4 separate regions of the Homo sapiens genome follow, and regions 1, 2 and 4 are each linked to region 3. A link is a loop called in an ENCODE intact Hi-C map of the cell type or tissue named here. Cell type or tissue: B cell. All regions are shown on one strand. Region 1 has its middle 49 kb from the start of IGLL5. Region 2 has its middle 67 kb from the start of IGLL5. Region 3 has its middle 36 kb from the start of VPREB1. Region 4 has its middle 87 kb from the start of VPREB1.

Region 1 (8,000 bases), 730 kb after region 3:
TGCTGGGTCTAGATGCTGAGGTCAAAGAGAGGTTGACAGGTGTGAGGAACAGGCCACTGTGGTGAGGCTTAATGCCCCCTGTCCGATGACCAGATCCTACCCACTGCCCCCGTTACAGACCTCCCTGTCTTTCTCCATGTGGAGGAAACGTTCCCAGGATATTCCAGGGCTCCAGGTTCTGATGAGAGTATGGGAGGAGACCAAGTACCCAGCCTCAGGGCCTGGGTTCACCCCTGCAGACGGCAAATCCCATCCACCTGTGGGACTTCACCAGCTCATTCTTAGAGGACACCAGCCTGGAGCTCCCTTGGCCCAGGAAAGCCAGGAGCCAGGCCCGCCACACGTAGCCATTGCACATGTCACCTGACACATAAGATGCGAACTGTAGGGTGGGCAGGCCAGGGATGAGTGCCCCCACCTCTGCCTTCCTCCCCACAGGCCCACCCACGAGGCTGAACAGGGTGGCCCTAGACCCAGCACCATCTTCAATCAGCTCATCCACTGGCATCCCCCACCACCGTCCCCTCAACATGCACAGGATGCCAGCCACCCAGGCCAGTTCCTGAAGTAAAGCAAGCAAGGGGGGGTACTTGTCCCCGCCCAGCCCAGAGCTCAGATTGCAGATGAGACCCCCTTGCTTGAAGAAGACAAGGGGCAGGAGATACTGGGGATTCCATGTGGTCATCAAAGGTAGCCTGGTGGCAGCAGCAACCTCAAACAGGCCTAGGAGCTGGATCAAGGACTGAAGGGCAGAGAGAGGACGGGTGTGTTAGGGGTGAGTGTGAGCAAAGGTATAGGAGTGACCACAGCATCCCTTCTTCCCACAGGGCCACAGTAGTGCACAAGGGCCCTCATGGAAGCACCCTGAAAGCTCACCTCAAAGGCCCCATACTCTGTCCCCCACGTCACCTGGCCTGCCACCCTACTTAATACCCAGGAAGTCCTTGGAGTCTGTGCCACATGGATGGGCTCCAAGATGGACCAGGCTTCCAGGGGGGCAGGGAACAAGGGAGAAAAGAGGTCTGGGCCCTGCATAGGACACAGGTAGTGACCACCCGGTGGAGGAGAGGGAATGAGCAGAGGATGCTGGGAGCCAGGCCCAAGGCAGGGCCCTGCAGGGTGCACAGTTCTCTGGGTTGGACGGTGGACCAAGGCCATGAACATTCATGCTGGTCCAGGCCAGTGGACCAGAGTGCCCCAAGCCCCAGAGCTCTGCAGAGGGGCAGGGGCAGGGCCCAGAGAGAGCAAGGCCGAGAGTAGAGGCCCTAAACCTCAGGTCTGACCACATCTGCAACTCTACAGGTAGCTGCATCCTGTGTTGAGACGCTATTGAGTGGCCTTATCGTCCCGTACCATTTATAAAACACGTGGACACATGTTATCCACCTGAGCCACTCAGGGATTCTGTGAGGCCACAGCCAGAATCATGGTCCCATTTCACAGGTAGGAAAACTGAGGCCCAGAGCAGTTAGATCCCAAAAAGCCAGAGCCAGCTCTGTGGTGTCCTGACTTCCAGCCCAGGGCCTCCCATCTGACAAATGGAGAAACAGACCAGGAGAGAAAGGGATCTGCCCGAGCTCACATAGGCGCCCCTGTGTGGAGGGGCCCATGTAGAGGGGCCCATGTGGAGGGGACCTGTATGGAGGGTGGCATGTGGAGGGGCCCACGTGTGGAGGGGCCCATGTGTGGAGGGGCCCGTGTGGAGGGATCATGTGTGGAGGGGCCCGTGTGGAGGGATCATGTGTGGAGGGGCCCATGTGGAGGGGCCTGTGTGGAGAAATCATGTGTGGAGGGGCCCATGTGGAGGGGCCTGCGTGGAGGGGCCCGCGTGGAGGGATCATGTGTGAAGGGGCCCGCATGGAGGGGCCTGTCGGTAGGGTGCCAGGTAGAGGGGCCCATGTGGAGGGGATCTGTTGGAGGGTGCCTGTGTGGAGGGGGCCTGTGTGGAGGGGACCTGTGTGGAGGGGCCCGTGTGGAGGGCGCTGTGTGGTGGGACCCGTGTGGAGGAGCCTGCATGGAGAAGACCTGTATGGAGGGTGGCTGTGTGGACCACTGCCCTCTGCCAGAGACCAGATTGTTCACTTCCTCCACCATTCCACAGCTCCAGCCCCATTTCAGGGGTGCAGAAAAGAGGCCTGAAAGCAGCATGGATGAGAGTTAGGGCTACAGGCCCTGATGGCCATTCCTTCCCTGTGCCTTGGGAGATGCAAGGAAGGAGGGTGGCTGCAAAGGCCTGTGGGAGCCCAGAGCACTGTTCTTCCCAAAGGGGCATCTGCCCTGGGAGCCCAGACCTCAGTGTCAGACAGAGAAGGGGTCCCCCCACCATGCTCAGCCCTCATCAACCCTTGACCTTGAGCAATCTGCTTCTCTTCTGTAGCCCTCAGTTTCCTCATCTGCCCAAGGGGGTGATAAGAGTCCCTCCCCACAAGGTAGGTTTGCGGATTGAGATGATGCCTAAGCTGTGCCTGGCCTATGGGGACCCTCACCTACCCTCAGTCATTGCTCTTGCCTGGGCCTGCGGGTGACACTGTGTGAACCTGGGCAAATGCCTTTGCCTTCCTGGGCCCAGCCTTCCCTCTGGTCAAGGAGGAACTGGGTCAGGGACCCCGAGTGCCAGCCATTCAGGAAACCAGCAGATTCCTGGGTGAAGGGGTTGGCCAGGGAGGCCTGAGATGGGAGTAGGGTGGGGGCCAGGCCAAGGGATGGGGTTGGGGGATGCGCTTTCCCAGCTCTGGTGGCCCTGCCTGCAGCTGGCCACCCCTGGAAATCCCCAGGCTAAATTTAACCCCAAGTTGGCTGAAACCAGAACTCAGAGTGACAAAAGGAGAAAAATAAGAGGAAGAGAAACTGAGCTCATGGCCACCCGGGCATGGGATGAGTGACAAACAGGCCCAGGTGTGGCCCAGGAGGAGCATGGGGCAGTTTCAGGGCTGCTGCTGGATGTTTGTGCAGCTCACAGGTGGGGGCAGTAGAGCCTGCGCCCCACCCCACCCCCTCCTAGTCCAGCCCCTGGGCCTGATGCTGCCCCCTGGCTGCCTCCCCACACCCTGAGCTCCATCCTGGGTCCCAGGGTCCACCAGAAGGCATCTCAGAACCAGCCAGCAGTGGCCCTGATTGTCAGCAGGACCCCAGGGAGGGGGGTGGCCAGGACAGGGCTCTGAAGCCCCCACCCCAGGACCTTCCCTGGGCAGAACGAGTTGGTGAGGGAGTGATGAGCAACCACAGGCCTCCTAACTTCCCAAGCTGGCGATTCTGAGAGGCCTCAAGGCTGAGACACGGTTCAGCCTTTTAGGCCCTCCTGAACGTGTCCCCTGTCTCCACAGCCTGGGAATGCACTCTCTTTTGACCCAGAAATCCTGCTCATAAGAATTTATCATGGAGATGCCAGAGAGCCAGTGCATGTGGATGTTAGCCAGGGAGCTAACAGCAAAACGTGACAGAAAAGAGCCCGAGAGCAGATGCCAGCCTCACATCCACATCCCCAGATGGCCTTGGAGAAGGGCCATAGACAGATGTTCACAACAGGGCAAGAAGAAGTGAGGAAAGAAGTTCCCATCTTTGTGATAAGCCCATGATTTCATGCAGAAAAAGATCTGGAAGGCGCCATACCAACGCGCTAACAGGGCCTCTTGGGCAGTGCAGGATCAGAGACTTGCTTTGTATTCTTATTTAATTTTTCCTGTTTTCAGATTTTATAATCGGAGAACAAAACATTAAGCCAATTTAAGATGTAAGATCCTATAAAAATGCTGTATTCGATGATGCGAATGGCATCTGAAAAGCCTTGAACATATTATCCCAAAGAGGCCACCAGATAAGACGTGACCTGTGTGTGCATGAATCCCTGCATTTTTATCCATACCTAGATGCACATCCGTATCCACATCTATTCCCCGGGGCTACCGGTTGCGGGGGTAAACTGTAGGTAATATTGGTTTTCATTTTGTACATCTAACTTTTTTCATTTTTTGACAATCATTATACATTTATTATTATGAAAAATAGAAGGTTTTGTCACTTAAATCAACATGTTTATTCCAATTCACTTAACATTCAGCAAATATTTCTTGTGTGTCTGCTACACCCACAACAGTCAGGGTGCAGGGTTTGAGATTACACTGATGAGAAGACAGAGTGTTCTCTCTTGAGGAGTAGTACAATGGGGGATTATATGGAAGAGGTCACTACGATCCTAACATGGATTCGCATCCTGTATGTCTTAGGTGCTGCCCAAAGCCCGAAATTGTCTCACAGCTCCAGCCAGCTCAGAGGCAGGAAGCCCAGGGAAAGTTGCTGAGTCATAAAAATGGAAAGAGAGGGCATTCCAGGGGGGATGAGTACCTAGCAGCCGACATTTAGCAAAGAGGATTGGAAAATGAACCCCCCCTTAAAATACAGTTAAACACAGAGGAGGGAGCAACTGCAAACAAAAAGTTTAAGCGATTTCTGCAAAGAGCAATAAAAGCCATAGAGCAGCTTGGGACAAGGTCAGGTCAGGATGAGCAGAAGTTGGGAAGGAAAGAAGGAAGCCAGGATGGACTTGGAGAGTTTTTACCAGTTCCTCAGGCAGGAAGAATTGTATGGTAGGTCAGAGCATATTTCTAGGAAGACCTCGGTTGACAAATTTCTCTGCCACTGAGAGATGACAATTTACCTTGGTAGCTAATCTCTCTCCTCATGTTCCCATCTATTTGATATTGATTTAATATGAGTAGCTACCTCCCATGTGTATAATAGGAAATGTATGGGAGAATGCATATTAATTCCTGAATAGAATATCTGGTTCCATGAATGATGGAAGTTGGTTTAGAATTTATTATTGGAAACTCACCCTGCACTACCTATAGTTGGTTTATTTTAATTATACTTATATTCATTATATAGTAACTCATATATATTTGTCATTTCTTTTCTTATATTCAAAAAGTCTCTACATAAATAAACTCTGCACCTATGGTCATTGCTGGGTATCTGTTCTATACACAGCAAGGAGCCAGACGCCCTATCTTACTTGTTCACTTTCCAGCTTCTCCTTAGAAAAAAAAATACAAGTTTTTAACCCAATTCTATGAGTCTAGTACTGTGACCCAAAACCCAAAGGGCAGGAACTCAACAGCCACCTCTCCATCCTGCCTGCCTCCCAACCCACATTCCCCTTCCAGAACCCTCACTGATGAGGGAAAAGATGATGTCTCCAAGAGGAGCAGCCCGTTCACACATCTTCAAGCTTCATCTCCCCAGCAGCCATCCAAGTGCCTGACCTTCAAGGCTCTCAATAAACAGTCTGAATGAGGAAAGAAAGGGAGGGAGGGAAAGAAGGAGGGAGGGAGAAAGGGGTAGGTGGATGGATGTATAGATGGGTGAGTGATTGATGGGTGGATGAGTGGGTGGATTGGTAGGTGAATGGATGAGTGGATAGTTGGGTGGGTGAGTGGATGGCTGGATAGATGAATGCGTGGACTGGTGGGTACATGTGTGGGTGGGTAGTTGGATGGGTGAATAGTTGGATAAGTAGGTAAATTCTAACCATGAGAAGCACAGATTGGTATCTGGCAACTCTGTGTAGAGATTAGATTCCAATTCCTGCTCTGATCCTGACTCGGGTGTGATCTTGGGCCCTTTCCTTAATGTCTTGAAGCCTTTTCCCTTCATCTGCCCTGCCCATCTCACAAACTGCTGGGAAGAACCCTGGAAGGACATATGTGCACGAAGATGCTTTAGAAACCCTAGCAAGCTTCTCAGGTGTGACCTTAGCATTGGAGGGAACTTGAAGGTCATTGGGCTGACTCTCCCGATGGTTGGATCACAGTTCATGGTAAGAGCCTAAGCTTAGAGTCCAGACAGACCTGGGTTTGTGTCCTGGCTCCACCACTTGTCCGAGTGTGACTGTCCTGCCTGTGTACTCCTCTGTGATGTGGAGGTGATGATGGTGGCAGCTTCCCCTCAGGGCTATGTGAGGATTCAGTGGGATCATCGTGGAAAGCCCTGGGCACATCACCCAGCAGGGGTGCCACGACGAAACCCAAGGTCTGCCCTCCGGGGTCCCAAAAAAGAGGCCCAGTCTTGCCTTTCCAGAGCAGGGTACCCTAGAGGCCATGGGATTGAAGGAGAGCTCTAGGATGTCCAGCTCACGGGTTCACAAAACCCTGAAAAGTGTCTGTATAAATGCTCATTGCAGGGAAAGATCTGTGGCTTTATACAGAAAGAGGCCATGACACATAAAGGGTTAACCACAGTCCATCTAATCCGGGACTCTCACTTAGGAAACTGAGACCTATGTCCTGTCCAAGGGCACTCTGTGGGTCAGGGGACAGCAAAGCACAGACATTCAACCCAGCATGGAGGCCCCTCCCCACCCAGGAGCAGGAGCCTGCCTTGGAATGCCAGACCTGAGATAGGATTACTGCCACCTGGGAACAGCATACACTGGTGAGAGGCAGGGGCAGGGAGAACACCACCACAGGGGCAGGGAGAACACCACCAGGATGGGGAAAGGGAACCACAGGGCCTACTCTTTTAATTAAGCAGTAGAATTGTAAGAAAATTGCAACTTTCTTTTAAAACCTGTCTTTCAAGGTTGTTAAAATGGGGTTTTAATAACAAAACTGTGGGAGAAAGAGGTGGCTGATGTCAAAAACATCTCAACCCACTCCCCTGGGGGACCTGCAGTTCTCTAGTTCGTGAGTTTCTGCTAACAAAAAGCACACTAAAAGAGGGGCCAAAACAAATGGAAATCAAGCTTATCAAACACAGATGACATGGAGTTGACCAAAGCATCTAGAGCTGAGATTCCAGGAAGCAGATCTCTCTCCTTTCTCTGGGACCATCCTAGGAGAGGTTCCAGGGCCCCCTGGCACAGAGGTGCCACCAGCGACCTCAAACTTCAGGCGCAGGTGGGGGCAACAGGCGTAGTTGAGGCTACAGGGACACAGGTGTCAGCACAGCATACGAGAGGGCCACCTTGTTTGTTTTCTGACTTCCTCTTAAAATACAGTTTATCGCCCTTGATCTTTAGTTTCAAATAGTAACTATTCACAGTAAACAATGTGACACAGTAAACAACGTGTACAGAAAAACAAACAGGAGAAAACAATTTGCCCCTTGTACTTCACCCAGAAGAGCCACTGCTAATATTTTGATGTATTTCCTTCTATTTTAGTTGCAAACTGTAACAACCATTAAATAAATAAATACGATGAATTTGTAAAGTTTACAGAGTAATAATAGGAGTGATGATTGCACAACATCGTGAATGTACTAAATGCCACTCAATTGTACACTTTAAAATGGTGAATTCCACATGATGTGAGTTTCACATCTATTAGCCTCCTGGGCTAGGAATACTGCCTAGACCTCAGGAACCACGGAATTCATCATCTCTTTCCTTTTCCTTAAAGTTTGACCTCCTGTGTGTGCCCTTCAACAAACGGTTTTTCAGCTTGTCCTGCTTTTGAACTTCATACGGATTGAAGAAGACCATGTGTATTTTTCATGGTTTGCTTCTTTCTCAACACTGTCTCTTTGATATTGATGTTGATGAATTACTCATTTCACTGCTGACTAGAAGCCCACTGTGTGGAGGTCCCATCACTCAGCTGTCCACTCTGCTGCCACTGACACATGGGCAGTTTTGCCCAGGAGCAGGGCATCAGAAACACCCAATTGGAGTCCAGTGTGACAGTTTGTCCAGGGCCTGTCATTGTACAACACATCATTTCACTTTGTTTTTCAAACATAGTGAATTCTTTCCTAATTAAAGAAGAAAAGAGTATAAAGAGAAAGTTTCCAGTGCAGCCTGGAGATCTGTACTGGTTGTATCTGGAATTCCAGACTCAGCCTTGCATTTCACATAGCAGATAGATGATGATGATGGAGAAGGAGAAGAAGAAGGAGGAGGAGGAGGAAAGAAGGAAGAAGAAGAAGAAGAGGAGGAGGAAGAAGAAGACGAAGGGAAGAAGAAGAAGGAGGAGGAGGAGGAGGAATAGACAGACTGACAAAGA
Region 2 (8,000 bases), 750 kb after region 3:
ATCTGTGGAGAGACTGGGGGTGCCACACGGAGCATCTGGCAAGCAGCAGAAGAATCACCGTGCAGACCTCTAGGACGTGGGAGCAAGTCTGCACCCTCTTCTGCAGGTGACTCTGCTTCCTCTGAGAAACAGCTTCCGCTCACCACTGGGCCTTGGTGGAAACTAAATGCCTACCCATAGGACACCAGGCAAGCACCCAGCCTGAGCTTCCCACCATGACCTGGGTGCCCTGACCCATGCAGCCAAAGCAGCAATCAATCACCAGAGGAAACTGCCTATAAGAGCCCAGGCTCAGTCAGGCCCAGAAGGGACAAGCAAGTGTCATGAGCAGGTGGCTCAGATCCCTCAACACCTGCTCCTCAGACTCCATCCAGCCTAAGGCTTCCTGGGCTGTTCCTCAGGACCAACTGACTGAGGAAGAAAACACATGAGCTTGATTACAGCTGGGTATGCACAATGTGCTGCTGATCCCTGAAGGTGACCAGCTGCAGCACTACTGCACCACTCGAGCTGCCCTGAATGACACAGGGAAGGTTGGCTTGCCCAGGGGCTGGAGACTGATGGGGGTATTTCGCTGGCAACTTGGTCTGGATTGAGAGATGGCAAATAACACAGATGATGGTGACTCATGAGGAGTTGCTAGAGGTTTGGCTGGTTGGTCAGGGACTCAGAAGGATCAATGATCAGATTTGAAAATTAATGACAAGGAAGGGTGGGAAGAGGCATAGGGATGGGCCCCTCATTATGGACACTATGAGCAGACACCAGCATTGCATATGAATGCTGACCACATGGCACATGAACACTCTCTGCAGAAGAGGCCTCGATAATCAGGTGGACAAAATGACACATTCCATAGATGTCAGTCAACCTCATTCCCCAGCCATCCCAGTATTTGCCCAGTGGGCTTGTGGACAGAGGGGACAGTCATGGTGGCACACGTAGAGGCTGTGCATTACCTCATGAGCATGGCTGCTATGGCTTGGATGTGGTTTTTCCCCTCCAAAATGCATGTTGAAATTTAGTCCCCGTTGTGGCAACGTTGGGAGGTGGGACTTCATGGGAGATATTTGGGTCATGGGAGCAGATCCATTGTGAATAGATTAATGCCTTTCCTGGGAGTGAGTTATTGGTCTCACAGGAATGGCTTACTTCCCTCGAGAGCAAGTTGTTAAATAAGAGAGTCTGGCTTCCTTAGTTTCTCTCTCTTGCTTCCTCTCCCTCCATATGGTCACTTTGCCTGCTCCCCTTCCATCTTCTGCCATCAGCTGAAAAAGCCTGAGGTCCTGACCAGATGTAGCTGCCCAACCTTGGACCTTCCAGCCACCAGAATCATAAGCCAAATAAATGGCTTTTATTTATAAATTACCCAGCCTTGGTTATTTTGTTATAATAACACTAAATGGCCTAAGGCAGAAAATCTCCCTCTTCCTAAGGTTGACCTGGCTACCACTGACAAAAGTGGCCAATCTGTCAAGGGCAGAGACCAACACCAAGACCCTTATATATCATTAATGTCGGGGGCCAGCCAGCCTCCTGCTGGCAGATTAATTCCATTGATCTCTTCTACCATGGAAGGGGCACAAATTCTGGATATGGATTTGCCATCCCTGCTTGTAATGCTTCTTCCAGCATCACCAACCCTGGACTCCTGAGATCCCTGGCCACCATCGTGTCATTCCCCACAGTGCTGTGTCTAATCAGGGAACTGATTCCACTGCAAAGGAAATGCAGCATGGAATTAACTGCTCTTACTACATACCCATGCCCAGGCACGGCCAGACTAAAAGTGGAGTGACTTACTGAAGACTCAGTTGTGGCACGACTTGAGAGATGGCACCCTGAAATATGGAGGTCCTATCTTAAGGGTACAGTCTATGCTTTGACTCAAGACCATCAAGTGACAGTGTTTTAACGGTGCCTGGGATATTTTTAAATCAGGTATGGTAAGACATGCAGACAAGGAAATGACTGGTATAAAGAAAAGATTTGTTATACTCACAGATCTCAAGAAAAGGGAACAAACCACGCCACACAGGGCCACACAGAGAAGCAGCAGCATTGGTCAGGAGGCAGAGGGGAGGGGGAGAAAACAGGCAAGAACCTCTATTGTGGTTTCCACTGGGAAGGAACAGGGGAGGCAAGGTAAGCAGGTTTAGGATTGGCTAGTTTGAATAATTTTGGTGGGCTCTGGAGCACAGGAACAACTAGATACCTACTTGTCTGGTACCTGGTCTTGGAGTGATGAGGGCAGGTGGATAGCAGCCCAGCCTGTGAGAGCCCAGGAAAGAAAGTGCTTCAGGGCCGGGCGCGGTGGCTCACACCTGTAATCCCAGCACTTTGGGAGGCCAAGGCGGGTGGATCACAAGGTCAGGAGATCGAGACCACCCTGACTAACATGGTGAAACCCTGTCTCTACTAAAAATACAAAAAATTAGCTGGGCATGATGGCGGGTGCCTGTAGTCCCAGCTACTCAGGAGGCTGAGACAGGAGAATGGCATGAACCCAGGAGGCAGAGCTTGCAGTGAGCCAAGGTCGTGCCACTGCACTCTAGCCTGGGTGACAGAGCGAGACTCTGTCTCAAAAAAAAAAAAAAAAAAGTGCTTCAGGGTATGGGTTCTGGATTGGTTGGTTTGCACAAGAAAGGCTCACTGTTTGCCATCTCTAAGAATTAGCTAACCCTGCAAGGGGCAGTGCCCCAGGGTCAGCAAGGCCCCAGATGTCAGATCATCAGAAAACAGAAAATAAAAGAGCATGGTTAATACACACAGTCTCCCCAGGAGCCACAGTACATGGGTCTGAGAATAGATGGATAGAAGTGAGAGTGGCTTCTTCCACAAATAATCCTCCTAATACGCTCAAATAAGGTTTGCTTGCTATCCGAACATTTGAGCTCTGCTGCTTTGAAGATCTTAGTTCCCAAGAATATAATGCCTCTCCCAGGGGACACCACAATGGCTCCATTGAGTTGGAACTAACAGTCAGAAACGGGGGCAACTTTACTGGAAGGACTGATTGGTGCTAACGAGGGGAAATTGGGCTGCTGTGTCACATAGTGGGGGCAAGAAGGACTTCACCTAGAACCCCGAGTACTCATCATCTTAGTACTTCTGCCTACTCAGACCCTTCAAGAATGAAGGTTTAGATCTTCCCACCAGATAAAGATCTGTAACCAGCTGAGGTTCTAGCTGTGGAACAGGGAAATATCAAATGGGTAGTGGACAAAAGAAGTCACAGATAGCATCTGTGGCTCATAACTAGGGTTTACCAGGTTTAGTAAACGAAAATACAGACGTCCAGTGAGATAGTAACTTCAGATAAACAACAAATAGTATTACTAAAAGTACTATTTGTATGTCCTATGCAATATTGGGGACATATTTATGCTTAAAAATGCATTCACTGTTTGGACATCCTATATTTTATCTGGTAATTCTATTCATGACCAAGTAAAAAAGCACATTTTTTTACTTTGCTTGTCATGTGTGGTATATGTATGTATTTGGAGTTATTAACCATTTATCTTTTCTTATTATGAGTTGTTAGCAGAGTATTCAGTGAAATTGTGACTAAAGATGAAGATAAACTAATATAGTTAGCTGTGGATGCAGTGGCTCTTGGGAGCCTGCATCTCGCTTGGAGGAGAGGGTGAGAATTTCGTTCATATAAAGGATAACTGCTTCTTATTAGACGGAAACAGAGTTGTTTTTTGGTTCCTCAGAAGTTCAAATGTGTGTAGAAAGATAAATACGGAAGCTAAGTAGGAAAGCGGGTGAACTCTGCCAGTTATCAGCGGAATGTTCTAGCTGCAAATTGCCCCTTTCTCGCAAGCTCTAGGAAGCCGGCTGGTAAACAGCGCCCTCCTTTGCCCGCCGCTGCAATGTTAGGCTTTGCCAAAAGAGAGCACCTGGGGGAAGCTGCGAGGCCACCGCGGCGAGAAGGTGCTTTCCTGTTTCCCTGCTGTCCTTTCTTTTTATTCCGCACAGAAGCCATATATATATATATATATATATATATATATATATATATATATATATATATAGTGTACATTTATATATTAGGCTTTTAGGCCATATATATATGTGTGTGTATATATGTATATGTATCGCTACATATATATACTATATATACATATATACTATATATACTTTCTACACACTATAAATAGATAGTGTGGCACATCTATATATTACACATTTAGGCTCTTTATAGATATGTACCACCACATATATAGTGATACATTTATATATATATATATATATCGACTAAACAGCATTTAGGCTGTTTCCAGCTTTTTGCTACCACAAGTAATGCAGGAATTAGCAAATAAGATCTTCCAGATAATACCCAGAGGCAGGACTGCTGGATCAGGAGGAATGCACATTTTCAGTTTTACTGCCCTCTAATGTGGCTGATGAATTTACACCCTACTAGCAATGTGTGGGTTCTGTTTCTCTAACTCTTTACCACACTTGATATCAGCAGACTTTTCCATTTGCACCACGCAGCTCTTACTACAACCCTCCTTTACAGCTCTCAACTAACCCAGGCAGGCAGCATGCGTGGGCCAGACACCAGGGCAGTCCTCCACTGCAGTTAGATATTGAGTCTCCCTCCTGTGACTGGGCAGACGAAAAGGACTTGTTCACTCTTGTTTTCTCTAACACAGCGCTTCACACACAGAGTTCTTTTCCAGTTATGTGACTAATTCAATAAACTGCCTGAGCCTTAGTTTCCCAATCCTTGTCATTAAATGGTCACTGTGCCCACTGGTGTGCTGGGAAAAGTTTAACAACTAACAGAGTAGCAAGGGCGGTGGGAGTCCTAATTTGTAGCATTTGCCCATTTCCATGGTATAAATAATCCCACCATGGCTGATTTCAAGCTACCAAGGTGCCCCACTGAACACAGAGTTGGGAAGAGATGCTCTTAAATCATCAGCTCTCCTGAGCTGGTGCAAGCCAGTTGCGGGACACCACTGGGCTTTTTGCAACCCTGTTTCTTAATTCTCAGTTCTGGGCAGGCTGTAGTCGCCTCCCCGTGCTTCTGTACAAGTAGACAGCGACATCTGGTGGCAAAGTCAAGCAAATCCCAGACCATGTAGAGAAGGGCCTAGAGTATGGGAAAACAAGAAACACCCCTCTTCTCCCACCAGCACCCCCACGAAAGGTTCCTGTCCTCTTCCTCAACCAACCCTGGGACCCATCAACTCCAGCAAAAACTCAATGCCTGGGGAGTTCCTACATGGGCAGCCTGCAGGTCTCCCTTCCTGTGGCAGCTGGGGTAGAGTGGCATGGCTCCTGGTGTTGGAATAAGCAGTGACCTCGTACAGCAGTCATTCCCACTGCCTGCCTGCAGACCCCTTGCCTTACCCCTGGTTGAGAATTATCAGAAGCGTCCCTCAACCCAAAGCAGTCACCACAGCACTCCTAGAACAAGAGTTACTCAGCTAGTGTGACCAGAGCACTGGTTCACCATGAGCGCTTCCTCCTGGAATTTGGACAACCATCTCAGGGCCTTTCTTTGGTCAATTTCCTTCTGATTCTGTGTGTAAGACTTGTGTGCAGAATCTCAGTGGCCTAAATATCTCAGCCTATGGTAGGATAGGCGGGGAAGTGAGGGTGGCCCCTGCAATAGCAAAGCCATTACACTTAGCCTTTGGCCACTAAAACCCCCTATGGCAGCAACAGGCTGCTGACCACCGAACGTTCACCTCCTTTTCCATAGTGTATTCCTTTTCTTGAGACAGGGTCTCCCTGTATCACCCAGGCTAGAGAGCAGCAGTGCATCCATAGCTCCCTGCAATCTCAGACTCCTGGGCTCAAGTGATCCTCCTGCCTCAGCCTCCTGAGTAGCCGGGACTACATGCACACACCACCACACTTAGCTAATTTTTGTATTTTTTGTAGAGATGGGGAATCTCATTATTTGCCTAAGCTGGTCTCGAACTCCTGGCCTCAAGGAATCCTCCCACCTTGGCCTCCCAAAGTGCTGGGATTACAGGCATGAGCCACCACATCCAGCTTCCATAGTGAACTGTTAAAGAAGGCATCTGTTTAGCCCAGGACTCTACTTTCCATATCCCTAAAAGGGCAATGTGTGAAAAGATTATCTGTGCAAATATAAAGTCCCTGGCTGCTGCTTCTACAGACAAGCTCCTACTGCATCCTCAGGCAATCACCTTTCCACCCTGGGGCTGATCCTCCAGACCTGCACCAGCCCACCCACATACCCCTGGGCAATGATAGGCCCTTCCATGGACCAGCTTCTGCTCACACTCTCTGGCAAGCGTCTTGGCCTCTGGCAGGCTACAGCTCACAGCAAAACCATGCTCTCCTGGAAAAGTCTGAATCTCAGCCTTGCCTGGGGTCCCATTCTCAAGCTCTTAGTTCCTTCACTCACTCCGCGTGAGTCGGTAGCTGCTTTCTGAATCTGCTACTCATGAACGTTGTACAGTCCTGCTTTATCCTTTTCATGAGCTCACCACTCTTTATAGTTTAACAACTCTGAAAAAATCCCTGTTCAAATTACTGGTGTGGTTTGCCTCCTGAGTCTACCCTGGTTGACACAATATCTCAGCATCAAAAGATGGCATGGAAATGAAGGTCATCTCCGAACTGCTACTATGATAGACCTTCAATCAAATGAAGTCAAATGAAGCCTTCAGGCATTCATCTTGCAGAATGCAAACAGTCAGCTGCCACAGGGAACTGCAGAAGGCAAGCGTTGTGACCAAACCATAAATGCTGGTCAGCCCCATCTAAATCAGGTTAAAATGGGGATAGATATCAGCCAGTGAGAACACAGGCAGCTTTCTTTGGAATGGCCACTTCGGGGGTGGTGGGTGAGCAAAGAATGGATGCAGATGCTCTCTCCTCTCCAAGGAGCAATGTGGACTTCAAAGCCCACAAAGATTCGTGAGATTTATTCCTAGAATAAGTACCCTAGAGAAGCCCGCCCAGCAGAGTATAAAAGAAATCAAGAATTTCCGGTGGACCCAGAACGTGTCACAGCTTGGGGCCAAATAAATTACACTCCTGCAAATGCCTCGGGCCTAGCTCCAGTAAAAAGTGACAGGACAGCCATGTGTCCAAAAGCTAGTGCATTGCACAGCAAGGAGGAAACCAATTTCCTTTAGCCTTTGCTCCCCTAGAGACGTCATATGACCAGAGTGAGGTTGGACACTCAGCTCTCTATCTTTTCAAATAATTCCCCATCTCCAAGTTCATGGAAAGAGAGAAAACCATCATGTCACCATAGCGATGACTCCTCTAATGATGGTTCAGAGTGGAAAACTTCTGACTTCAAGGATGGCCTCATACAGGATGGACGTGAATGCTGGTCCTCAAAACCCCAATGTCACATTTTTAAAAATCTGACCATCCCTCAGTCAGTGTCAGGGGTTTTCATGTGGGAAACCTCAAAGAAGGTGAGAAGGCAGGGGAGGTGTAACCCACAGTAATTATTAATAAAACCAACATTCCAGGACAAACTACTGCTAAGGAGGTTGAATTTTTTTTCTAAATGATCCTTCACAAGTAAAATAAGGAACTGGAGTCCTTGGACTGATCGCTATATTATGCTAAATGGATGACAGAATACAGCTCAGGAGTCAAAGATCATAAGCTTCCAAGTGGCCACAGGGACAATAAGCCTTTCAGCCCTTGGGTAATAAAGTCAGACAATCTGGTCCAGCAGCCAGAAGATGGCTGAGCTGGAGGAACATCGATGATGGGACAGTCCCAGCGTCCGCCCTCTCTGCTGGAAGGACATTAGCTGCTGAGAATAACTGGATCCAAATTGTTAACGTGACCCCCCACTGCTCATGGGGATGAAGAAAAAGATCTGGGGTGATTGGAACCTTACAAAGCAGGGACACAGATGCTTTATGTCTTTCGAAGGTCTAGTTGTAAAAACAAGACCCGAAAGCAGCCTCTCGGTCTTTTCACTGCTGGCCAGCAAAACTGGGAGAGGACTATGTTGTGATGTCCCCAGGATA
Region 3 (8,000 bases):
TTCTTGTTACCAAATGATTGGCCCATTACATTTTGATACAAATAGATTTGTTGTTTTGGAACCATTATTTGTTTAGAAATGGTCAATCTTTTAGAGAGAAATACTTAACAAAGGATTGTGGGAAGTTTTTTTTTTTCTTCTTCTTTAACGGATTGTACCAGGTCTTACTTGAATGAAAGTCTGATGCTTGCTGATGGCAGAGTGACTAATCTGCACTAGATTGATGTTAGAGCAGAATGTTGGGTGATCTCAATTGTTTTTATTTATGTTTGTGATTTTGTTTTAAGGTAATCTTAACATGGTATAAGACTCTGTGACAAGCTAAACCTACTGCAATATAGCATGTTGGAGTCCCCTAAGAGTTTTAAAAGCTAATGGCATAAATGCCTGGAGCCAACCTCGGCAGTTATTTCATAGCAGAAGATACCGTCTTAATACTCCTTTTAAATTCTTTTAAAAGGCAAAATAGGATCATCCTATTTTATAATGTACAAATGTCTGCAGAGATTGTATGGTTTGTTGTGTTAATGTTTCCCACCTAAAATCTATCATATTGCCACTTTGCCTAATTGTAGTCACATTTATTAAGTAATGCAGTTTGTACTTTTTATTTTGTAACATTCTGTGATTTTTGTACAACATTGTATTTGTACAATACAGCAATTCCCAGTTGATTGAATGAATAAATAAAATGTAAAATCATACTTTATAAAAAGATCTATGTGGCTGATAGAATTCTGACATTCCCCTCCAAATGGAAAGTGATGTGTTTCTTTAAAGTAAAGGTAGAGGAGTCTTAAATATAGGTGTTCCTGCCCCTATTGAGAGGTTTTCAAAACATGCTCTTAATTTAACGTTTAAATATACCAGAGTCTTAGAATGTGAGAATAATGAAATTGGTTTGTTTTAATTTTGTGATAATATTAAATCTACTGGAAAGAATATTCTCCTTTGAAAAGATTCTCAGCTCAGTGATCATAGAACCTGTACTTGCGTTTAATTCAATGAGGAAAGACATAGAAATGCCACGTTAATATCCTCATTTAGGTGGTTTCTCCCTTCACTGATCAGCCTATGAATGTGTCAATGCAGTACTCCCCAGTTTAGGCTTAGGTACTTATTGAAAGGATGCTGCCTGAGCATTTTTAATAATTGCTATTTCAAGATCACATTTTGGCCGTGAGGCAGGCTGCCACTCACTTTAGGCTCTGCCTAGGCAGGAATGGGTCCTGGAAGACACATGTTCTCTCTCTCTCTCTCTCTCTTTCACACACACACACACACACACACACACACACACACGCACACACACACCCCTCTCTTCTCTCTGGGTACACATTATTCTGGACATCTTCAGTTTCCAGGATTCTCTATGTCTCCAGCTAGAAGTCAGGGCTTAGCCTGTGGTGATCCAGCCACCCTCAGGTTGAATCTCGATGAAGTCACAGGAACCACCAGTGGCATGGAGGGTAAGGGATCCTGCTATCAGGTTCAGCCAGGAAATGCTCTGGACACCTGCTGGTGGAAAAGTTTAATGCTGGGCAATCACAGGTCAGGTCCCTTCTTCCAGTCGGCAGTTCAGCCTCCCTGACTTTCTCTGGGTTCCAGTCAGTGCATGAGGATGATGGTGACATTTATTCAGGGGCAGCACAGCAGCCTCAGTCACCACCAACAGTCACTGTCATATGAGAAAATTAGATAGAAATTGGCCTTCCAACTCTTCTGTCAGATCCATCTTTGCCCTTTTTCTGCCTGCTTGAGTGAATACTACCAAGACCAGCTCAGGTTTTTGCTGATGCTATCACACGTGCTCCTAAAACCAGAGGGCTTAATGGTATTTTCTGTTTATCTTTACGGATTCAATGAAAAGACACCTTTTCTTACTGGTCTCCCAATGAAAACATAATCACTATGTCCACAGTAACAAAGATAGCCCTCGTTGTTGTCTGCTGGGATGAGAAGAGCAGCAGAAGTTTGGCAGGTATGGCCCTCATGGGCTTCACATGTCCCTACATCTGGCCCTGGCTTTGCTGATCACCCTTTGGGCTCTGAACCCACAGAGAAGTTAGGTTTCTCTTTCTTTTGAGATTGCCTCTGGAAGAGCTGCTCTGTTCCCAGGTGCAGGGCAGCCCCTCCGCAGTAAGGACCCAGCTCTCAGAGCCATGAAGGCCTCAAGCCTCCAGGTTGACTCCACATTTCTAGTGCTTGTCTCTGGTTCTTTGGTTGGAAAGATGTTGGATGAATAGAAGTTCTCTGAGACCTAGGCTTTGTGAATCCAATCCCCATTAAATCCAGGGATCTTCTTAACGAATAAAATGAATCAGGGCCCAGTGATGGTGGGGAAATGGGACGTGAGGGTTCCTCAGGCCAGTAGTATGGGGAGAACATCCAAAAAGAAAGGAGGGGTTCCACTTTTGAGAATTGTCTTTTTATATCCATCCACATATTGACGAAAATTATAAAATTAGACTAAAATACCTTAAATATATAACATGGTCAAAAGAAAAGAGGTATTACCAGGATAATATTAAATAGCAAAAGAAGTCAGAGGCGAAACAGAGCAAGAGACACTTTTTTTCTGACAGCATCATTCTTATGGGCTATAATGCCAAGGCTTGTGCAGTAGGAGCTGAAGGAATCTCACAGGCGACCCTCACGACAATAACGACAATAACAAAATAAGTCAACCTCTAAAAGAAGCCCATGTAGAATTATCCCCAGGTATGAACCACCTGGAGGCTCAGCAGAACATTAAGCCTTAGATTGGGTTCAAGATGACCACAGACTGGTGATGACCACAGGCCCCTGGGAGAAACACACTCACACGCCTGGTGATGCTGATATCTGGTAAATCATCACTGTGCATCCTGAAACACATTCTGTGATTAGCTCTTTGCAGACCATAACTAACGTGAAAGAAATAATGTCTCAGCTGTAAACACTGCAGAGAGGACCCACTCATTCTACTCCCTTAGGTCATGAGTTGAAAGATCCATTTGCAATGGTCAGGATGTCCTTCCAGAAGAGCTGGGTCTGTGTCTGAGGGGCCACCCGACTTGGGATCGGAGCCAGCAGGGGGTGCTGTTGGACTGTTCCTGAGAGGGAAGGGCTCTGGGCCAGGCCACATAGGAAAATACTGGTTCTCATACACTTGAGCAAGCAGTGTCCTCACTGAAGTATGACTTCCTGCACCTGCACCACCGAGCAGGAGCCACTTCCTGCACCTCAGGAGCCACTGAGCACTAGACTCACACTCCAATGCTTCCTATTTTATCCTCCGCCCTCATGGAGTCCTTGTCCAAGCCTGCCCTTCAAGCAGAGACAAATCACACAGCAGGAACAAATTTGCTCAAAGGAACTTGAACTACAATGTTTCCTGGGCACAGAATGAGAAACACTTGGAATTGGGGAAGTTCCCATCCTAACAACTTAGACTCAGCAAGAAGAACCCTGGAGCTTCTCCAGCATGGCCAGAATCTCAGTCCACTTCAAAATCCTCAGTCTTTAGATCAGGAGTTCTTTTAGGGATGAGGTCAAGGTTTCTGGGTGCACATTACCACTGCCTTTCAGTCCTATCGTCTGGGCATGAGGAGCTTGTTATCTCGTTCTATCCATTATTTCTAAACCTCCTTGTAGAGGGCTGGGTTAGAGAGTGCTAACTGCCATTTATACAGTCTGGACCTTTGTATAAAATTATAAACACACACACACACACACACACACACACACAAACACACATACTTATTTTGATGTTCCAGCGAAAGAGTAAAACTAAACTCAACAGAAACAGAAACAGATTTGAATAATACAAGACAATCTCATTAATGAACATAGAAGCAAAACTTTCTCAGAATATTAGCAATTAGAGTCCATTTTATATCAATGAAGGATTATCTTGAGCATCTGGGAGGATGTGGGTTGAGACATTTGCACAGTCATTGGAAGACAGTGAACATGATTTTTGAAAAAACAGCATGTTTAGAGATATCAACCAGAGGTCAGATGCTTCAATCAGAGAAAGATCCTCTGAGTTCTCAGGGCTGCTTCCCTGAAAAGCTACGGGAGAAGGAAATGGAGTGACTGGACACAATGCCAGGGGATTCATTGACCCTTTGGCTTCCCATGGGCAGCATGCATCAGCATGGTCTTACAAGGATGAAAAAGGGCATCCCTCAAAAAAGACCGACCATTTCCCCAGAAATTAATAAAGAAATATCATGGCCGGGCGTGGTGGCTCACGCCTGTAATACCAGCACTTTGGGAGGTGGGCGGATCAGGAGGTCAGGAGATCGAGACCATCTTGGCTAACACAGTGAAATCCCATCTCTACTAAAAATACAAAAAATTAGCTGGGTGCGGTGGCAGGCGCCTGCAATCCCAGCTACTCAGGAGGCTGAGGCAGGAGAATGGTGTGAACCCAGGAGGCGGAGCTTGCAGTGAGCCTAGATAGCACCATTGCAGTCCGGCCTGGGCGAAAGAGCGAGACTGTCTCAAAAAAAAAAAAAAAAAAAAAAAAATCACAGTATTTTCACCAGTGCATTTCTGTTTGAGCGAATATGTTGGGTGAAGAAATATATAATATATACTTTTCTAAATGAAATTTTTATCTCACAAAATTGTAGAATTAAATTTTTGTTTTGGATAAGAAATCAAGAAACAATCACACACATTCTTATGATCTCATGAAAACCAGGTATAGGAAAGGAAGTGACGACCCCAAAATTCATCTAAAAAGTGAAGGTTTTGGTTCAAAGATAAGAGGGTTGTCATGTTCAAGACAAAGTCACTACCATTCGTGGTATTTAAAGCTGTTGGTACAAGTGCCTATCATTGCCGATTCCCTTCAAATTTCTTGTGTATGTTTGGATCTTAAACATGAGCACACACAAAAAGAGAAACAGCAAAACTAGAAAACAGATTTACCTTTTTGAGTTTCCAACTGGAGGAGAAAATGAACAAAGAGTAAGAATATCACATGATAATGGGAGGAGGAGTGTTAGGAAGGTGATGAGGAGCAGTTCAGCCTTCCCAGCTTGGGGACAGTCTTAGTGGAGCAGAGAAACCTCCTTCCTGCTGCCACCTGACTCTCTAGAGTAGATGAAGAATAAATAACTAAACATAAAAAGCCCTTAGGAAAAAGATTGTCATGATGTCAGTGCTATTAATAGTTCAGTTAATAATTCTGTAAGAATATGCAAAAACTTACTGGCTTTTTAAAAATTTTTATTTATTTATTTCTTTTGAGACGGAGTCTCGCCCTGTCGCCCAGGTTGGAGTGCAGTGGCGCGATCTCGGCTCACTGCAAGTTCCGCCTCCAGGGTTCAGGCCAACTTACTGGCTTTTATATTTGGAATCACAACCTGAAAGGCTGCAGAACATGAAAGGAAGAAAACTCAGATTGCAGTGTTCATTCTCTTTTATATTATGAGTTTCCTGCAAGAGCTACATCTGTTATTATGCAAAAACAAACAGATAAGGAAACAAGAATTATCCAGCCTCAAGAGTGGAATAAAACATGCACTTTTTTTGCTTGTAGGCATAGGTGAGTAATTCAGACACGGCTGCTGTGGGTGACTCATTTCCCCTTATGATGGAGCCTCAGCAAAAAAGCTTCACAGATTGGGGCTGATTTGGTATGAAGGGGTTGGAATCGACTGAAGGTGACCTCATTGAGAGTCTGCAGTGAAGCCGGCCTTGGCTGAATGACCTACCTGAGGCCTCCCATGTGGCCTGGGTTTCCAGGAAGCTGGGCAGTCCCAGAGAATTCAGAGCTCTGACTTGGTTTATAAAGTGTCACTTCCACAGAAACTGTCAGTGCCGAGAGATCACTAGTGCCAGATCTGGTTAACAGGGAGGGGCCTGATCTCACCCCTCAACGGAAGGTGACGGGAAAACAAAGGAAAAGCTGTCTTCACATCAACATGGGCAGATACCACTTTAAAGCATATTCTGTAGCAGGGTTCCCACTCCAGAAGCTGTGGTACAGGATGTGTCTCCTATGGCATGGGCCAAGGGAGGGTAAAGGTGAGTTTGACATCTGTCTCAGTCACCATGAGGTTTTTCTGACAACTAAATATAAATATGTAAGGTGTCTCACAGCACAATCATGTGACAATAAATGCAGTGCGTGCCTTCAATATTGCTCTATCAAGGAGGCTTTCCCTCCACTCCAGGTGTGAGCACGTGGCTTGCATGTCCCTCCACTCCAGGTGTGAGCACGTGGCTTGCATGTCCCTCCACTCCAGGTGTGAGCACGTGGCTTGCATGCCCCTCCAGCTTCCTGCACTGTGGTCATACTGCTGCTGCCTCATTCTCAGCCTGAGCATCCCTACACAGGCACAAACTCTATGGCTCAGGCTGGTCATCACTCTGGGTCCACAGTAGCTGGTCAGAGAGAAACTGTCTTCAGCCCTGCCCAGCAGGAGAAAAGAGCATTCCAGACTGATCAGCTGGGTTCCTGCCATCCAGAAGTCCTTGTCTGTCTGGAGGCTCAAAACATGACTGTGATTCCTTTGAGGACTCCTCCCATACCCAGGCTGTGGGCTTCGCTGCCCTCCTCAGGACCCGTGCAGCCTGTTCTATCCCTGCCTCAGCTGCAGGCAAAGCTGCTTGCCACAAGCTCCCTGCTCATAGGATGCCGGAGTCCTCCCAAGGGCTGCTCTTCCTGGAGAAGAAGGAGAACCAGGCAGTAAGGTCTACCTGAGCATCATGGGAAGGAAGTGATCCGATTCTGACTCCGGTGGGCGCACACCCTTGGTGCTTTGTGTCTCCTGCTATCCCAGCCACAGGAGTGGGGGAAATGTGTGAGTTGTAGTCCTAGCCGGGAATAATCCATAAAAGGTGAAGGTGAGAGAAGGACACTATGCATGGTGTCACCTTGTTTTCCTCGTTGTTTCAGCGGCCTGAGTCCTGTGTTTCCTGAAAGATCTGTGGCTCGAGGTGACACGCCCTATCAGGGGACAGGAATCAAAGAGGAGAATCTCTGATGGAAAAATTCACAAAGGAAGAGGGAGATAAAAATTGGGCAACATGCTCAGGGTGAGAACGATGGCTTTTTGTCCTTGTGATAGTTTGCTGAGAATGATGGTTTTCAGCTTCATCCATGTCCCTACAAAGGACATGAACTCATAATTTTTTATGGGCAAGGACAAACAACCAAACACCGCATGTTCTCACTCATAGGTGGGAATCGAACAATGAGAACACATGGACACAGGAAGGAGAACATCACACACCGGGGCCTGTTGTGGGGTTGGGGGAGTGGGGAGGGATAGCATTAGGAAATACACCTAATGTAAATGATGAGTTAATGGGTGCAGCACACCAACATGGCACATGTATACATATGTAACAAACCTGCACGTTGTGCACGTGTACCCTAAAACTTAAAGTAAAATAAAAAAAAAAAGACGGCTTTGTGTCAAGGGCTATTTATTTAGTGTCTCTCGTTCCCATTATTAAATAATTTAACAACAAAAATTGCCTTTTCTATGAATTTTCAGGAAATTCTAACCATCATTCCTTTATTAAATATCTAGATATGTACATCTACACATATGCATATACATGTGCATATATAGACATATATTATATTATATATATTTGTGTGTATGCATGTGTGTATATATTTATATATATATACATGCATGTGTATATACACACACAAAGACAAATTAAGAAATATGGGAATATAGTATACTTCTTTAATTTCTTAATAATGTCCATTTATATCTAAAAAAAAGATACCCCTAAGGTTGAACCACTAGAATCATTTTATTTTTAATGTGGAACAATAGAAAGCTTATGGCCCATAAAGATATTGGATAACATATTTTTCTAGCAATATGAGAAATAAGCAAAAGTGTAAAACATTTAAATACAATAATTTAATTCAAAAATATGAAATAATTTGTATTTTTTAGTTGCTATGTTTATCTACCAAGAAGGCATTATATTATTCTGATGTTCTTACACATTGTTGAATTAAAGCTTGTTAAATA
Region 4 (8,000 bases), 51 kb before region 3:
CACCGCTGAACTCCAGCCTGGGTGACAGAGCGAGACTCCTTCTCAAAAAAAAATTACACAAAAATGTTAGACTAATAAATATTAATAAACACTAAAGGAAGAAATTTAGTGGAACATTTATCAGAGGCAACAGACCAGGAAGTTATAGTTACCCTGTGAAAAGGCATCATCTAGGATTCATAGAAAACATTTGCAAATTGGCAACAACCACCACCACAACAAACTAAAACAAATGAAAGAAATAGACATTTATACAGGGAAAATATAAATAGATAATAAGTGTAATAAATTTTGTGACTTTCCACTTGAAAACAAAGAAATGGAAATAAAACCTATGTAAAGAAGTGGTGGAGTGAGCCGAGCTGGGGTGGGAGGGGTGGGGGCATCCCAGGCAGAGGGAACAGCAGATGCAAAGGTCTGGAGGCTGGAGCAGGCTGTGAGGGGTGAGAGCAGCAAGTACATGAAGTCTAGACCACAAATCGATGCTTCACCCTCAAAAATAGCCTCTCACTGGCCACCACTCAGGCCCAGATACATGTGTAAGGTGGGCAGCCTTCAGGAAAAGTGACCGCAAAAGTGCACCACATTGGGAATTCTGAGGTGTTTGAGAAAGTTATGGATGAAGGGTGAGGTAGACTCTAGTGGGGAATGTCCTCTTGCCACTTGGACTTCTCTGTCTATTTCATGGGCTATTATCAACTTCTAAAGAGCCAGTGGTTTGGGTGCACATTTAGGTGTAAGTACCTCTTGCCTCAAGCCTTAACTCTCTTTCCAATGAGTCAAGTGAGCTGTTGTGTTTAAGTAACTTCTCTTTATTGTGAAATCTTTCCTATCACTTTAAGAACCTTCTTCTTCAGACCCAAGTAATCCCAAGGCACCTATAATGTCCCTCCTGGAGAAGACAAAAGGGTGTCTTCTATTTCTGTGTGGCCCGATATTTCAGGGCCCCTAACCAGGTTAGTTCAAGGTGCTCAGCATAACCATGAATCTGCTACCCATGTTTCTCAGGTGGGTCATAGGCCCTGGAGGGATTGTGGCTGTGGACCAAGCAGGGGGTGCTGTGGGCTGTTCTGAGAAGGAGGGTTTTGGAGTGTCCAAGCTGAGAACATAGAGGCCCCAGATGTTGTATGAGTAAATTTTCATCTGACAGAATTATATTTTCCTAACTGAAAACATGAAACAGAGATGTAACAACTGTGCCTCTTTGGCTCTGTCTTTGCATGCTGTCATCAGCCACTGAACAGGAGCTGAGAGGGAAGACATAAAGAACAGAAAACCCATGAGGGGGATGGTCCATGTGGGTGTGGAAGTGAGGGTGAGTGGGGATTTGGCCAAAGAGGCCTAATCCACAGGAGTAGAGTCTCATGTGTGACTTTCAGAATGAGCAGGAGTGAGATAGGTGGAGGGGGAGTGTTGGAACATCTCATCAGAGGTGAGAATCCATAGAAGGAGACACTGGTCATTACAGTCAGTGAGAAAAGTGACTTTAGCCTGAGCCTAAGGTCATTGGATCAAGGAAGGGGCCAGGAGGAGCTCCTTGAAGGGAAGCTGTGAGCTTGAGAGGCAGGCTGAGGCAGATCAGTAGAATGAGCCCCCGAGAAGGGCTCACAGAGTCACTGAAGGACTGTGAGGTGGCAGGGACAAGCTCACATGGCCTTTGGTCAGTGAGTCTCCAGCTGTAATGAGAATGAAATGGGGAAGATCTGGGACAGGAAGACAAGCTGGGGGCGCTGGTACCATCATGGGGAGATGATGGTGGGTGGCTCTAGGTTAGTTAGAGTTGGAATGAAGAGCAGAAAGCAGCTTCGTGATACCTTTATGTCATAAAATACATTTGGCATGGAGAGGACTTGGACTTTGTGCATGAAGGATATGGATGTTTCTAGGCTGACTCCCAAATGTTTCTAGGCTGACTCCCAGAAACTAGGATGTTTCTAGGCTGTTCCTGGCTGAGAATTTGGATGGTAACTATAGTCCAAAGAAACAAAGAACACTGAAATCATATCTTATTTTTTTTAACTCACAAAATAGAGGCAGGTAGATATTTATATGTGTTTTGTTGGCTCAATGATTTTTTTTAGTAATAAACATATTTACTTAGAAACTACTGGGTGTCTGTATGCTCTGGGATTTTTTTCTCCTGTCCTGATGACATCTCTTTCCTTTCTCTGGGTTCAGGAGTTACTTCCCAGGTTGTGGTGACACAGGAACATTCACTTTCCACAACTCCTGGAGGGGCAGTCACCTTCACCTATGGCTCCAAAATTGGGGCTGTCATCAGAGCATCTCGACAGCTGGGCCCAACAGAACATCTGGCAATGTCCCCAGGGCAATGGTGGGCACAAGCAGTCAGGTCCTGGGACCCCTGCACAATCCCCTGGTTCTCTTCATGAAGAAAAAGCCACTCTGGTTATAATGAGGACTAGACCAAGAATGAGGCCCAGTGTTACATGCTCGGTGTGGTGATCTGAAATATCACCACAGGGACAAATACAAAAATACAAGTGGGAAACTACACTCAAACCCTTGGATCAAGCCTCAGTCCTATGCTTCTGAAGCAAATTTCTTGTTTTTGGAGTCTGGTTTTCAACCACTGTAGACTCAGATCATTTATTCTTCAGGCCCCCAATGGGATCATCACAAGCACTTTTTCTATCAATCATGGCAGTCACTTGAGATCAAAGGTGAATTTCTTCTTCCTCAAGTTATAAGCAACACTTTGGCATATTTGGTGAACTTCAAAGAAAATGGCTAAGATAGAGGATGAGAGACATAAGAGGCTTCAGGAATATTTCAGCAGATGCAAAGCAGACTACAGGGTAACTCATTTCCCATATGATTTGATTGATTGCAAAATGTGAAATTAAATGCATACAAAGGGGAATGTGTGTCATTTTTCCTCTTAATGACAAAGTAAAAAAAAAGCAATAAAACAAAAACAAGCACTATTTCATGTGTCTTGATAAACTTGTAGAAAGTCTTATAATATCCACAATATCTAGGATACAGTAAAATAACTTTCCATATGAAGAACCAGAAGAACACAACTTAAATGAGAAAAGACAATTGATAGACACCAATACTGAAATAATTTAGGTGCTGATGTTATGTAACTGAGATTAATTAAGGAGTAATTATACAATTCCTTCAGTGAGCAATTTTAGACATTATTTTTTGAAGTTTTAGGTTCAGGGGTTCATGTGCAGGTATGTTACGTAGGTAAACTTGTGTCAGAGGGGACATTCTTGAAACAAGTGGAAAAGAAGCAAATCCCGAAAAGAAAAATAAGTCATAGAAACAAACCAAATTAAAATTAGAAAACAGAAAAATGCAATAAATTAAAAAGAACAGTCTGGAGGGACTCTGGAACAGGTAACAGTGAAATTAAAGTTCAGGCATTAGAGGAATTATTTACCGTTAAGTAGGGAAGAAAGTACAAACAATAGCCATCTAAGCCCAGCAGAGGGAGCTGTGGATCTTCTCAGAGGTGAGCAAGGCCGGAAATGAACTCCCGGGGCTCTCATTTATGGCTCCTGGGTCCATACTCACTGGCCCGAATTGGGGTTTAGAGCAGGTGCTTTCTCCCAAAGGGCAAACTCAGAGTTCCCAGCAGCCCATCCTCCCTGACAGAGCGGCTGCTGCCTGGCTGAGCACTCAGAACTTAGGGAGCCGGTGGTTTTGGTAGAGGCCCCATGTTTGCATAATGTCCTAACCAAACACACATCTACCCGGGGAGGTGACGAGGAGTTAGAGGAACTGTCCCAGGGTCCAGAAGTAGCCGGGGGTTCTGGGGATCCTTGGAAAGTCCACACCATAGCTTGGATGTCTATCCTCCCCTCTCTCCCTCCTCACTGCCCAGGTTCATGTAGATTTCAAAGACAGGACTTTGGAGGGATCTGTCTGCTGTGATTCCTCACACATAACATGTATCTGTTTTAGTTTCTTGGTTCAGTTCTCAGGCTGTGGTGACTCAGGAGCCCTCACTGACTGTGTCCTAAAGAGAGAGACTTATTCTCATGTGTGGCTTCAGCACCACAGCACTGAATTCAGCAGAAGCCTGGTCAAGTCCTCAGGACATTGATGTGTAACACAGATAACAAACACCCCTGGATGCCCACTTGATTCTCTGGCTCCCTCCTGGGGGAAAGCTGCCCTGACCCCTCAAGGGGCCCAGCCTGAGGATGAGGCTGAGTATACTGTGGGCTACACCACAGTGGTCCTTAGCACAGTGAGAGACCCAGATGGGGAAGCAGGACATGAACGAGCTTTTGGCTGATCCGGGGTACAAACATGAACGTAGGATATCAGGATCACGTGGCCAGACACCTGAGCTCTCAAGGACACCTAAATTTTAACTATCCGTAGAGAGAAAGGTGGGTGGAGGGGTGTAAATTGATTCCTGTATCTGTTTGAATTTTAAAGTGGAAAATATTTGTGAATCATTTGGGAGATGCAGATTCCCAAAAAGAAGAATTTATGTTTATATTCCAAACAGAACAGTAATAGTGAGATCAACTCTAAAGACTAAGGTCAAACACACTTCATCCAGAAAGATGGATCTCAAAAGATTTTGTTGTTGTTTTGCCTATTAAAAGCTAAGAGAGGAAATTATATTAATAAAGTTTATTTCATGTTCTATGTTAATAGTGTGTATTTCATAGCTTTTTAAGCATTAAAAATTATAAAAGTGTTAAGAGGGATTCTCTTCTCTAATGTTATATAAGAAAGTATCCACCTAGGAAAATATTTTGAAGGTCTAACCCCCAGTACTTCTAAATGTGACCTTATTTTTAAAATAGTGTTATTGCTTATGTAATTCTTAGGATGAAGCCATCCTAGAGCGAGGTGGCCTCTTGATCCAATGTGCCTGGTGTCCTTATAAGATGATGGTAGTAAGGAGATTGGAAGACACAGAGAGAATGCCGTGTGACGACGAAGGCAGAGATTGAATTTACACAGCTGCAAGATAAGGAGCACTAAAGATTGCTGGCAAACCACCAGCAGCCAGAAAGAGGGAAGGAAGGATCTCCCCTCAGGTATATATGGAAACATTGCCCTTTCTATGAATTTTGGGAGGCTAGCCTCCAGAACTGTGAGACAATACATTTGTGTTATCTTAACCAAACTTGTGTTTAATACATTCTGACAGCAGTTCTAGGAAACCAATACACCAGACAATAAATTACACAATACTTCTGAAATTGATTGTACTTCTTTCATTTTGGCAACCAGTTTTTCCATGAATATGATTATATCTGTGCTCATATTTCTAACTTTATAAATATGCTTGTAATTTAAGGTTAAGATAAGAAATCCTTGTGTCTTAAAAATCCCTAAATATATGAGAACTGAATAATAATATTAACATTATGAGATCTAATGGAAAATTGTAGCTTTTACATAATTCCACTTGTTCACTAGTATCAAGATGTGAAGGTGGGAAGATCACCTTGTTATTAACAAAACACTCCTGGTCATCTCTGTGGATTTGAGAGTGCAGGGGGAGACACCTACATATTGTTTGGGAAGTCACAAATGCAGCATGCCCAGAGCATCATGTACAACAGTGTGAGTTTGCTGGACATGTGGGCAGGACGCAGAACAGACTGGGGCATGAGGAACCACCTATCACCAAACCCACCAGCGCCTTCCTCCCTGGATCAGCCCAGAGCTGCTCAGACTTGAATGTGCACATGGATCATGTGGGATCCTGGATAATGTGGATTCTGATCAGTGGGTCTGGACTGTGGACTGAAATTCTGCGTTTCTAGAAGGCCCCTTCTTCCAAAGATCCACATACATGTTTTAATATTACCATATTCATAAGAATGGTGGGAAATAAGGGAAGCCACTTTCAGACAGAAACCAAATAGAAATTTATCTGAGAGGGAGCTAAAGGATTATGATCAAAGAGAAATCCCCAATTCCAGGCAGGGAGCTGATCACAGAGGGCAGATGGGAAGTTGGGAGAGGTTCTATTTTTTTTTTTTTAAGAAATAGAAATGAATGCAAACACAACTCAAACCTCCTCTTGATCCAACATCCCTGCTGGCTCCTGCCCAATTTCTGCACTGGCTTCTTCTCCAGTCTTTTCCCAAGCATGGACCCTCCTCACCCTCTCTGCTTCCCCATCTCAAACTCACAACTTCCCTTCTCAGTTCTCCTGTTTCTCTCCCTTTCATTCCACTTCCTTCTTCTCTGTGACCTCCTTAGACAATCACCAAAATATTTCTAGAAGAAAAGCCATGGGTATTTTTCATCTTTTCTTGAAAGTTGTCACTCACATTCCCTCTTCGTTCTTCAGCCTCTCTTACCCCTTACTACAAAAGATGCCTGAGGCCACTGTTTCTCTTTTCCATCCCCTCAAATAGCTTCTCCTTCCAACCCGTTTCTCTCCTCAGTTACTAGAGCATTCAGTGAAGCACTCAGTCAGGTTAAAGGATCCTCCCAAATGCTCACCCTGCTCTCTATGTGTGATCTCCTGAAGAATCAAGTAGGGAGAGAAACATGGCTTCATGAGTTTGTGGGGAAGTGGGTGCATGGCTGAACTGTCCTTGTTCTCAGCAAATGTACTTTATTTCATGCACAGTTTGTATATGAGACAACCTTCTCCTGCGGACTCCTTATAAAATGGGAAGAATTATGTGTTGTGTTTTCACAGAGGAAGCCCAAATATTCCATGCTCATGGGTAGGAAGAATCAATATCATGAAAATGGCCATACTGCCCAAGGTAATTTATAGATTCAATGCCATCCCCATCAAGCTACCAATGACTTTCTTCACAGAATTGGAAAAAACTATTTTAAAGTTCATATGGAACCAAAAAAGAGCCCGCATCGCCAAGTCAATCCTAAGCCAAAAGAACAAAGCTGGAGGCATCACACTACCTGACTTCAAACTATACTACAAGGCTACAGTAACCAAAACAGTATGGTACTGGTACCAAAACAGAGATATAGATCAATGGAACAGAACAGAGCCCTCAGAAATAACGCCGCATATCTACAACTATCTGATCTTTGACAAACCTGAGAAAAACAAGCAATGGGGAAAGGATTCCCTATTTAATAAATGGTGCTGGGAAAACTGGCTAGCCATATGTAGAAAGCTGAAACTGGATCCCTTCCTTACACCTTATACAAAAATCAATTCAAGATGGATTAAAGACTTAAATGTTAGACCTAAAACCATAAAAACCCTAAGAAGAAAACCTAGGCATTACCATTCAGGACATAGGCATGGGCAAGGACTTCACGTCTAAAACACCAAAAGCAATGGCAACAAAAGCCAAAATTGACAAATGGGATCTGATTAAACTAAAGAGCTTCTGCACAGCAAAAGAAACTACCATCAGAGTGAACAGGCAACCTACAAAATGGGAGAAAATTTTCACAACCTACTCATCTGACAAAGGGGCTAATATCCAGAATCTACAATGAACTCAAACAAATTTACAAGAAAAAAACAAAAAACCCCATCAAAAAGTGGGCGAAGGACATGAACAGACACTTCTCAGAAGAAGGCATTTATGCAGCCAAAAAACATACGAAAAAATGCTCACCATCACTGGCCATCAGAGAAATGCAAATCAAAACCACAATGAGATACCATCTCACACCAGTTAGAATGGCAATCACTAAAAAGTCAGGAAACAACAGGTGCTGGAGAGGATGTGGAGAAATAGGAACACTTTTACACTGTTGGTGGGACTGTAAACTAGTTCAACCATTGTGGAAGTCAGTGTGGCGATTCTTCAGGGAGCTAGAACTAGAAATACCATTTGACCCAGCCATTCCATTACTGGGTATATACCCAAAGGACTATAAATCATGCTGCTATAAAGACACATGCACACGTATGTTTATTGTGGCACTATTCACAATAGCAAAGACTTGGAACCAACCCAAATGTCCAACAATGATAGACTGGATTAAGAAAACGTGGCACATATACACCATGGAATACTATGCAGCCATAAAAAAGGATGAGTTCATGTCCT

The links. Peaks named below come from ENCODE experiments on the same cell type or tissue, not always from the same donor. Only the 100,000 strongest peaks of a DNase experiment are listed, where the experiment ranks them.
Region 1: it touches region 3 in a loop (4-fold over the local background); 2 of 110 quality-filtered maps call a loop at or near these places.
Region 2: a loop joins it to region 3, with 7 times the contacts of the local background. A loop is called at or near these places in 4 of 110 quality-filtered maps.
Region 4: a loop joins it to region 3, with 4 times the contacts of the local background. A loop is called at or near these places in 15 of 110 quality-filtered maps.

The regions. Positions count from the first base shown.
Region 1 is chr22:22,932,912-22,940,911 of GRCh38, forward strand. No RefSeq gene overlaps it. Among named protein-coding and RNA genes, the nearest start is that of IGLL5, 49 kb to the left of the region's middle. RefSeq lists a silencer at 1,287-1,376 and an enhancer at 2,547-2,926. In B cell, CTCF peaks have their summits at 3,039 and 3,238; DNase peaks (open chromatin) are centred at 1,941, 2,870, 3,531, 6,840 and 3 weaker places; H3K4me3 peaks cover 1,743 bases; H3K27ac peaks cover 7,217 bases.
Region 2 is chr22:22,951,033-22,959,032 of GRCh38, forward strand. No RefSeq gene overlaps it. Among named protein-coding and RNA genes, the nearest start is that of IGLL5, 67 kb to the left of the region's middle. RefSeq lists an enhancer at 3,680-3,829. In B cell, CTCF peaks have their summits at 3,876, 5,084 (motif pointing left) and 5,283; DNase peaks (open chromatin) are centred at 1,999, 2,979, 3,859, 5,059 and 1 weaker place; H3K4me3 peaks cover 375 bases; H3K27ac peaks cover 1,600 bases.
Region 3 is chr22:22,204,919-22,212,918 of GRCh38, forward strand. It overlaps IGL. Among named protein-coding and RNA genes, the nearest start is that of VPREB1, 36 kb to the right of the region's middle. In B cell, CTCF peaks have their summits at 1,599, 3,024 and 3,225; DNase peaks (open chromatin) are centred at 1,093, 1,493, 3,153 and 5,620; H3K4me3 peaks cover 368 bases; H3K27ac peaks cover 587 bases.
Region 4 is chr22:22,153,439-22,161,438 of GRCh38, forward strand. It overlaps IGL. Among named protein-coding and RNA genes, the nearest start is that of VPREB1, 87 kb to the right of the region's middle. RefSeq lists a silencer at 2,228-2,370 and an enhancer at 3,480-3,639. In B cell, CTCF peaks have their summits at 3,436 (motif pointing right) and 3,635; a DNase peak (open chromatin) is centred at 3,483; H3K4me3 peaks cover 801 bases; H3K27ac peaks cover 4,948 bases.